Linked DNA regions of Mus musculus: all the other regions are linked to region 1. A link is a contact called in ENCODE Hi-C or POLR2A ChIA-PET data. All regions are on one chromosome and are shown on one strand. Each heading gives the region's core, a stretch centred on a gene start or an enhancer-like site at or near the end of the contact. The rest is flanking DNA. Distances are from core to core; before and after follow the strand shown.

The links. A loop is a pair of places that touch in the nucleus more often than their neighbours do. ChIA-PET counts read pairs that join two places held with the same protein, here RNA polymerase II (POLR2A).
Region 2: POLR2A ChIA-PET joins it to region 1 with 15 read pairs in Patski. The contact joins the promoter of F2rl1 here to the promoter of Zbed3 in region 1. POLR2A ChIA-PET finds 5 or more read pairs at or near these places in 2 of 5 experiments (Patski and embryonic stem cell).
Region 3: a loop to region 1 is called in a map of left cerebral cortex, with 2.7 times the contacts of the local background. The contact joins the enhancer-like site here to the promoter of Zbed3 in region 1. A Hi-C loop is called at or near these places in 1 of 37 maps with a recorded cell type or tissue (left cerebral cortex).

The regions. Positions count from the first base shown.
Region 1 is chr13:95,323,486-95,326,246 of GRCm38, forward strand. Zbed3 (zinc finger, BED type containing 3) reads left to right here and starts at 1,340. Exons shown (of 2, transcript NM_028106.3): 1 at 1,340-1,859.
Region 2 is chr13:95,523,800-95,526,560 of GRCm38, forward strand. F2rl1 (coagulation factor II (thrombin) receptor-like 1) reads right to left here and starts at 1,441. Exons shown (of 2, transcript NM_007974.4): 1 at 1,238-1,441. The coding sequence starts at 1,328.
Region 3 is chr13:95,173,085-95,175,845 of GRCm38, forward strand. All of the region lies in intron 1 of Pde8b (phosphodiesterase 8B), which reads right to left. Among named protein-coding and RNA genes, the nearest start is that of Pde8b, 49 kb to the right of the region's middle. Within about 2 kb of position 1,397, at least 1 of the 3 ENCODE cell types and tissues checked has a DNase peak (open chromatin) inside an H3K27ac peak, as active enhancers do; it is left cerebral cortex, where a contact is called at or near this core.

The DNA of each region.
Region 1 (2,761 bases), core at 90-2,589:
GAATCTTTGAGGTAAAAAGACACACCTTTAATCTTTTGAGCCAGAAAAACCCCACCCCTAATCTGGGCCACGCCTTCTGCTGGAAGCCTATATAAGGACACGGGAGAAGACAGCTTTTTGCTTTTTGCCACTGTACTCTGGCCTAACTGGCAAGTCCATCGCCAGCGGCGGCGGTTACTCCTGCAGGATTCCAGCTTCTATTGAAGACCAGCTGAGACACAACTACTAGATTCTTGGATTTTCCATTCATAGACAGCTACTGTTGGGTTAGCTGGACCACAGCCTGTAAGTCATTCTAAAACTTCCCCCTTTCTCTATATAAAGAGAGGAATTCGGTTTGTAAGTTCTGTTACTCTAGAGAATCCTTACACACTTTTTAAAATGTGTTTTCGTTCATTTGTTTGTTTGTTTTACTGGTTTGCTGGGTTACAAAAGAATATGATCAAAATATATTGTATGAAAACATTTAGGTCAATCTTGAAAGAGGGGAATCTAATAATCTCGCCATTGCAAAAGTATTCCTTTCGTGATACCCAACAAGATTTTTCTTTTCTCTGAAATTCTTGGCATAGAAGAAAGTCAACAAATAGGTCTATCAGGTGTGTGTGTGTTTAAGTGAGGAGGGTTATAATATTTCCACTGCAAAACACGTGCTCTGCATGAGCAAGGTGCTCCTCCCCAGCGCCACTTGAACCAAAGCAGTTAACATGGATTGTATTACCTACAAAAGAATTTCTTGGTTTTTTGGTTTTTTGTTTTTTTTTGTTTTTTTTACATTTATATCTTTTTGCTTATTGTCTTCTAGCAAGGCTTCGTGCCCATTGTTCATGTGACTTACTTTGACTAATAGAATGTGAGCAGAGCAGTATGTGGGCTGAAGAGATGATTGGGGTGGGGGGGCGGGGAGTCGGTTACCGCCGATCCATCGCCCTCTTCTGGATTCCACTGACACTGCACCCATGCATGCACAGACACCCACCACCACCACCACCACGCAAAAACACTAAATTAAAAAGCAACAAATTAGTGACTTTTGTTTTGTTTTTATGAATGAAGGGCAGAACGTGCCAGCTGTGCGTTAAGAGCTAACTGGTGCGTTCTTGAATTTGGCAAGTCACTTCCTTGCGACTATTTATAGATTAAAAATCTGTATGGTGGGAATATTTGAACGGCTGGAACAGCAAAACGCTACACAACAGGATTGCCCGTCAGCCTGCAAAGCCCCAAGGCTCTCGCCCGCACCTCAGCGGGCTGGTCTTGAAAAAGGTTTCTCTTTCCACCTGGAGCGTGGAATGCAGAAACCCGCCTTAGAACGCAGCCGCTAGCGGCTGATGTAACTGTAAATCACGCAGACGCTGTTAACTGAATATAATGAAGACAAAGGTAGTTCCCTGTGCTGGTGGTTTGGGTGGACACCTTTTCCTCCTAAGACCTTGATTGCAAGGACTTCTGACTAGTGCCATATCAGAGGCCTTAATCTGTAAGAATGCGAGCGAGCAGTGCGCCCAGCTGAGGATCTGGACCCGCTGAATCCAAGGGCTTGGAAGGTTAACGCGCAAACGTGCAGAGCCACGGTTAAAACGCTTTCAGCATCCCTGCGCTATTATTGCACCGTTTAAAAACCTCCGACAGATTTCAATTCGTTAAACTAGTTCTCCATCCGTTACTCTAAACTCCTCCCGGACCGGATGGTTTAGCAGCGGCGCCCCGGCGTCCAGACCACGCGTCACCGCCCCCCATGGACGCCCCGAGACGCGCAAATTGAGCGCTGTGTCTTTAAGGGGGAATCGGCCTTTTCCGTCCAGGACAAAATGTCTGCGAGGAGCCCGGAGGCGAGGGGCGACCATCGCGGCGTCCGGGTGAGCGTGGCTGGCTGGGGCTCGGTGGCGTGGCTTGGCTTGGCGGGAGCGACCGCAGGGACACCAGGGGCTGCAGTGATCTCAGGGGCCCGCGGGGACGTCCGGGATCGGAGAAACCGCGGGGTGGAGGGGTGCGGGGGACGCCACGCAGGACCTCGGGGACTTCGGGAGCCCCTAGGCCGTGGGATCCAGGGTCGCAGCCGCGGGGTCTGCAGGGGATGCCTACCACCCCAGGCTTGGCGGAGGGGCCCAGCCTGCGGGCTTCCGGAACCTTCTGGAGCGTCTCCGCTCTCTTTGGTTAACCAGCTCCGGGGGGTGGGGGGTGGGGAAGAGGGGGAACTGTCCCCGTAAAGTTGCCTCGGTGGAGAGTGACTTTGAGCCTCATGCGCTAATTGCGACTTGGTTAATGTTTCCCACCTGTGTGTGTGTGTGGAGGGGGGGGGGGGGGCTGTAAGAAAACCGGTGTAAACCAGAGTAAACCAGAATCTCCTCCTCCACTGGACACAAAAGAGTTTCCTGATCCGGGCCTGGCTCACTGGAGCCTTTGGTTGTGCAAGCCTTCTGTGGCCGGCTTAAAGCTTTACTAAAAAGAATAGGATTTTCCTTCATTGGAAAAAAAGTACCTGCCATTGCTGAGCTCCAAAGGTGTTTAGAACAGCTGTTGAATAGTTTCGTGAGTTGAGATAATTAGTGGTGTTCTGAATTTTTTATTTTATTTTTTTTTTTAAGACGGGGTCTGTTTCCTTGGGTGACCTGAAACTTGCCTGTGTAGACCAGGCTGACCTGGATCTTACAGAGACTACCTGCCTCTGCCTCCCAAGGGCTTGGATTAAATTCATGGGATTAAATTCCTGGTGATTCCAGTACTGTTTATTAGTGCACACTTTGGCCTCAAATAGTTC
Region 2 (2,761 bases), core at 191-2,690, 200 kb after region 1:
GGAGCATAATTATGCAGAGAGAAAAGCCAAGTTGGGATATTAAGTAGCTCGGGTTAACAAGTAACCCAATTTTTTTGTTGTTGTTGTTAAAATCAAGTTCACCACGTACGCTAGGAACCTCTACCTCCCAATCTCCTCACTCTGAAAACAGAGGAAGCCGACTAATCAGGGTATGCTTCCTATACTAGGTAAATCACGAAAGTAATCACCTCCAACCACTTTTTTTTTAAGTTTGCACACACTTTGTTCCTGAGTTTTTAAATTTCTAACTTTAAATGACAGGCAAACGGAGAGGGGTTGGACGCTCTTCTACAACTTAACGACAAAGTAAAAGTGAGAAATAGCCTTTAAGACTACAGCAAGTTTAGAACGGAAACGCCAGGCCGGGTTTTGCAATAGCGCTATCACTGGTAGCAAACACCCCCCCACCCCACCCTACAGCCTACAGAGGTCTCCGTGGCTTCTAGAAGGGCCAGTTCGAGCTCACCAGGAGCTGCAACGCCCAAGCCGGCAGCGGGCCAGAGGAGCACCGCCCCGAACCGCTTTCCTGCAGTTCGGTTCCTTGGGCATGGCAGCCTCAGAGAGAGACCTGGGTGGCTGCCAGTGTTCGCTCCCGGCGGCGGGAAGGTCTCGAAATCTCTAGGCTGGAGATTTCACCTGGTAAGGGTCCGAAAGGGCCCCTTCTACCACCACGTGACATTCAAACCGCCTGAGTCCCGTGCCCAGCGCATCCACTGCGATGCCAGGTACCGTAGCCCCGAGTGGGTCTTGAACACTGTGGTTCAACCCGCAAAGAAAGGGTTCAGTGAGTGGGTGGGTGCGAGTGTAAAACTCGAGGTGGGAACTTCCCAGGGCACGGGCTCCCACTCACTCCACCCATACGTGAGCCATCAAACTGCTATAATCCGGGGGTCTAGTAAGACCCTATAGGACGTAGTTCGCAGGGTCCGCGAAAACCAATTACTGACTCAGTGTTTGTAAAGGAACGACCGCAGGGAGGGGAGGCTGAGTCCTGCGGGCGCTCCTTCCTTATCTCCCCGAACCACGTCGACGAGTAGAGATTGGAAGTGCCCAGACCAGGATTGTTTCTAGCGCGTCTTTGGTGGCACTTAGGTGTCCCGGCTGATTGGTCCTGGTTAGGGACCCCCATCAAAGCTACAGAGAGTGTCCAGGGGGTGTGCCCGCCTTCCCCGATTCCCCCACCAGCCCAGAGCGTTCCTTCGCCGCTCGAGCTCACCCGGTGCAAGGTTCTCGGTCCGGCTGCAGGAGACCGAGGCCGCCAGAAGGGTGATACCTCCCAGCAGCCACGCCAGGCTGAGACTTCGCATCCCCGGACGTGGGGCGGGCGGGCAATCCGCCACCAGTGGTTCGAAACTCGGAGCCCTACTCTGAGCACAGGGTCCCTTCCCTTAACACGAGCTTCACTGAGCCTTCCTGGGGCGGGACCTGTTTCAGTGAAACCGGAGCCCCTAGACGCACCTGCGGAAGACCACGCCCCCAGGAGACCACGCCCCCTCGAACGTCCTACGCAGGCCACACCCCGGGCCACCTGGCCCAGCACAGCCTGACCGTAGCTCCCGTGTGCTGGCCAGCGTCCACTTGGCTGCTGGAGTCGCCTGCGGGTGAGGCTGGACCGGTGAGGTGGCTACATTGGAATGCAAATGACAGGAAGGTTGGGACCCAGGGTTTTAGAGCCTGGGCGATGTCCAAAACTATCTTTAACCTTTAATTACTTCAGAGAACCAGTGAGGTCATCCTGTGAATGTTAGAAAGTCTATGCTAGTTGCCTTTGTCTTCAGTAATTGGTGTGGAAGGCTTTGTGGTGTAATGGGCAGTGCGGGACCGATATGAAAGGGGTTCTTGTTGGTTATTGTTTTGTTGATTGTTGTCTTGGTTTGCCTTTTTGCGAAAGCTTTCTTTCCCTACTACCCACCTGACTTCAAACTTGTGACGATTCTCCAGCCTCGACCTCCTAAGTGCTGGGGTGCCAGGATTGTTCCACCAGTTCTGGGATTAACTCATCTGTTATCCAGTGTCATTAAACAAACCTGGATGTGTGGGAAGCACTAACCGCCAATGGTTCAGTACTGTTAGCTTGTCTAATGCCCTCAGCACTGTATGTGCCCGCTCCATCTGTCTTCCCATTTTACAGAATAGGAGATGGAACTTAGAATGTTTGCTGCCTCTGGGGTTACACAGTTCTTTGGCACAGTTTGTAAATGTCCAAGCTCAAGTCTATGACTGAAATTTGTCCACAACTTGTTGCTCTATACCTGATTCCACTCGGGTCTCTTCTGCATCGTGATCCCATGTTCCAAAGAAATATATAAGCATGGGTTGGGGTGTGTAGCTTGGTAGTAGAGCACATGCTTAGCATGTCCAAGGACCAGAGTGAATCTCCCCCACAGAGACAGAGGCAGGAGCATAAAGAATTGGAGACCATTTGGGCTACATAGTAGAACCCTATCTTAAAAATAAATTAAAACTAGGACAATAAGTCAGACTTTACTGTTGTTCAAGAAAACTGTGGTTTGAATTACAGAGAAGATACTGGAAGGATTCATAAACGGAAGAGACTCGGATGAGCCCAAAGCAGGTGTCTCCACGGAGAGGGGATTTCAATGTAGGAAGGGCTGGCTGCAGTCCTGGACAGCTCTGAAATGATGACAGAGTTAGAAGAGAGACCGGAGTTAGCCATTTCTCTCAGGTTTGAGGACATCCACCTGGCATGTTGCAGAGGGGTTCCACTCCAGAGGGAAGG
Region 3 (2,761 bases), core at 147-2,646, 150 kb before region 1:
TTTGCTTCTGACAACCTAGTATTTTGTATTACAACAGGATGTGAGTCCAAAGGATGTGGTGGACTAAGGTTAGGAAAAAAGAGACCTCCGTGAACTGGAGAAGGCCTGCTCAGACTGTTTCTGAGATGGTAGCAGAAAACCTGGTGGAGAACGTGGAGCAGGAGCACTCTCTCCTTCCAGAGTGCCCATGAGTGGCCATTCCAGAACTCACTGTTCATGGTCAGTCGCTACGTAGAGGAGGAGTGACCAGTTCTATCTAGACCCGTCTAAGGATTGACTATACCCCAACTCCTTCCTACTTTCTCAAAGCAGGGGATGGCAGAGCTGCCTCTGTGCGGTGGGAGCTTGTCAGGCACACATGAAGCCATGGATTTAACTCTCAGTGCCATTTTTTTAAATGGGGGGAGTAGTACATGGGAGACAGGAGCAGGAGGGCCTGAAGTTTAACATCATCCTTGGTTACACAGCAATTTTGAAGCCAGCCTAGCATAACTGAGCTTATTTCAATCCCCCCCCACTACCACCACCAAAACCAAAACCCCCAACAAACAAACAAAAAACCCACCACACACCTAGAAAGAAAATAATACAGACAAAAAAGAGAGAGAAATAGCAGAAAATTACATCACAATAGCATCTTCCTGAAGAAAAACAACAATAAGAAATCAATAAGGTATCCATTATTGTCACAATGGAAGACTGTCGTCATCTGATACACAAGCTGACTTGCCCAAGAATAGTGATCGAGATATACTTTTTTTAATTTATCCATTATTTCACATATGTATATAGTATACAGTGTATTTTGATCCTCCTCGCCCCTTATCCCCTCTTTCCGCTCCTCCAGCCACCCCACCTCACCATCCCTCAACTTAACACCCTCTATTTTTTTCCTAAGTCTCTAAGTTCAACTCTGACTTTGAGTCTCTGAATGGCTGCAGGGCCACCCTCTGGAGCAGGCAGGAACCTAACAGGCTACCCTGAAACACCCTGGCTTTACCTTTCATATGACAAGCAATTTTCAGGCGACCTGCTAAGAGTTCTGTAGGTAAAAATACAGAGAGAAATGACAAGGCGAAGTTCTGAATGCTCTGAACTGGGTGTGCATGCTAAGCAACCAGAAGTTATTTGCTAATTGTGAAGAAAAGCTTTGAAGCTGAACTTATCTATCAAAGGGAACCGGTACTGAGGTACCGGGGATGCCAGGGGTGGGTGGAAAATTCATCTCCACTGTAACTCAAAGAAAGAGGGTGCCTAAGATAAGCCTGCTTCCAGCAGCTCAGCACACAGGGAACTGAATTCAGGCCTTGACCATAACAAGGCCAGGCACCTTGGCAAGAAGCAAGAGGCCGCCTCTGTGAAGGACAGCCAGGCATGGGAATGTGGAACATCGGTAGGCAGGAACCACGGAGGCTGCACTCCAACACTGCACAGCCAGAGGCTGCAGCACAACTCTGCCTCCCACATCCAAAGCCCAAAACTCCAGAGGGAAATTGGAACCTAAGAAAAAGCTTTGAGCAGACCCGAAAACATCCAACCAAAAATTTTTAGATCTTAAAAAAAAATAGTATTTAAAATGAATAATCAGTGAAAATATTGAACAGCTGGTAAACTATGGCTGAACAGAGAACGAGTAAGCTGCGGGCGACCTGGAGAATGAACGGACACGATGGTGCACACCTGTTTGGAATCTTAGCACTTCGGAGGCTGAGGCAAAAGAACCAAGAGTTTGAGGCCAGCTTGGGTGACACACACAAAAAAAACCTCTGTTGTTTTGTTTTGTTTTGTTTTGTTTTAAATTAGAACTATATGTCATAGATATTGAAGAGTGGAAAAACCTTGGTGGAGTCAAAAGAGAGTCTGACGTGAATGTACCTGGGTGTGGTGTTTTGTATATGCTCAGCCCAGGGAGTGGCACTATTAGATGGGGTGGTCTTGTTGGAATAAGTGTGGCCTTGTTGGAGTGGGTGTGTCACTGTGGGTGTGAGCTTTAAGACCCTGCTCCCAGCTGCCTGGAATCCAGTATTCTGCTAGCAGCCTTCAGATGAAGATGGAGAACTCTCAGCTCCTCCTGCACCATTCCTGCCTGGATGCTGCCATGCTCCTGCCTTGATGATAATGGACTGAACCTCTAAACCTGTAAGCCAGCCCCAATTAAATGTTGTCCTTATAAGAGTTGCCATGGTCATGGTGTCTGTTCACAGCAGTAAAACCCTAACTAAGACACTGGGGTTGAGGAAACACTGGCAATATGGGGCAGAAATATCTTGTGAGAAGGTCTTGGCTGAGAATAATTCAGATACGATAGAAGACATCAATTTTGTGGATTCAGGAGAAGACCCAATCCTAAGCAGCACAAATAGAAGAAGTCCACACTTACACACATTGCTATGAATTGGCAGAAATCAAAGACAAAAAAATGAACACTAAAAGCAGCCTCAGGGGTGGGGGTGGGAGGAGTCAGATGACCCCAGTGAGTCCTCTTTCGAGGGACCATTTCTTAGAGGCAGTGTGCTTAGATAGCATCCTGTCAGGAAGGCTCCACCATCCTTGGTTATACATGAAGATTCCAAGGCACAGAAAAGCTAAGAGCTCCCCAGGGTCACACAGCTGCCAAAAGCCTGGGATTGAAGACCTGGGCACCTGACCCCACAGGCCATCCCCTTATCACTGTGGTTAAATGGCCTCCCCAGCCACCAACAGTGGCTCTGAGAGCCACAAAGTACAGACTCCTGCTGTCACAGATGGCCATTTACTAAGA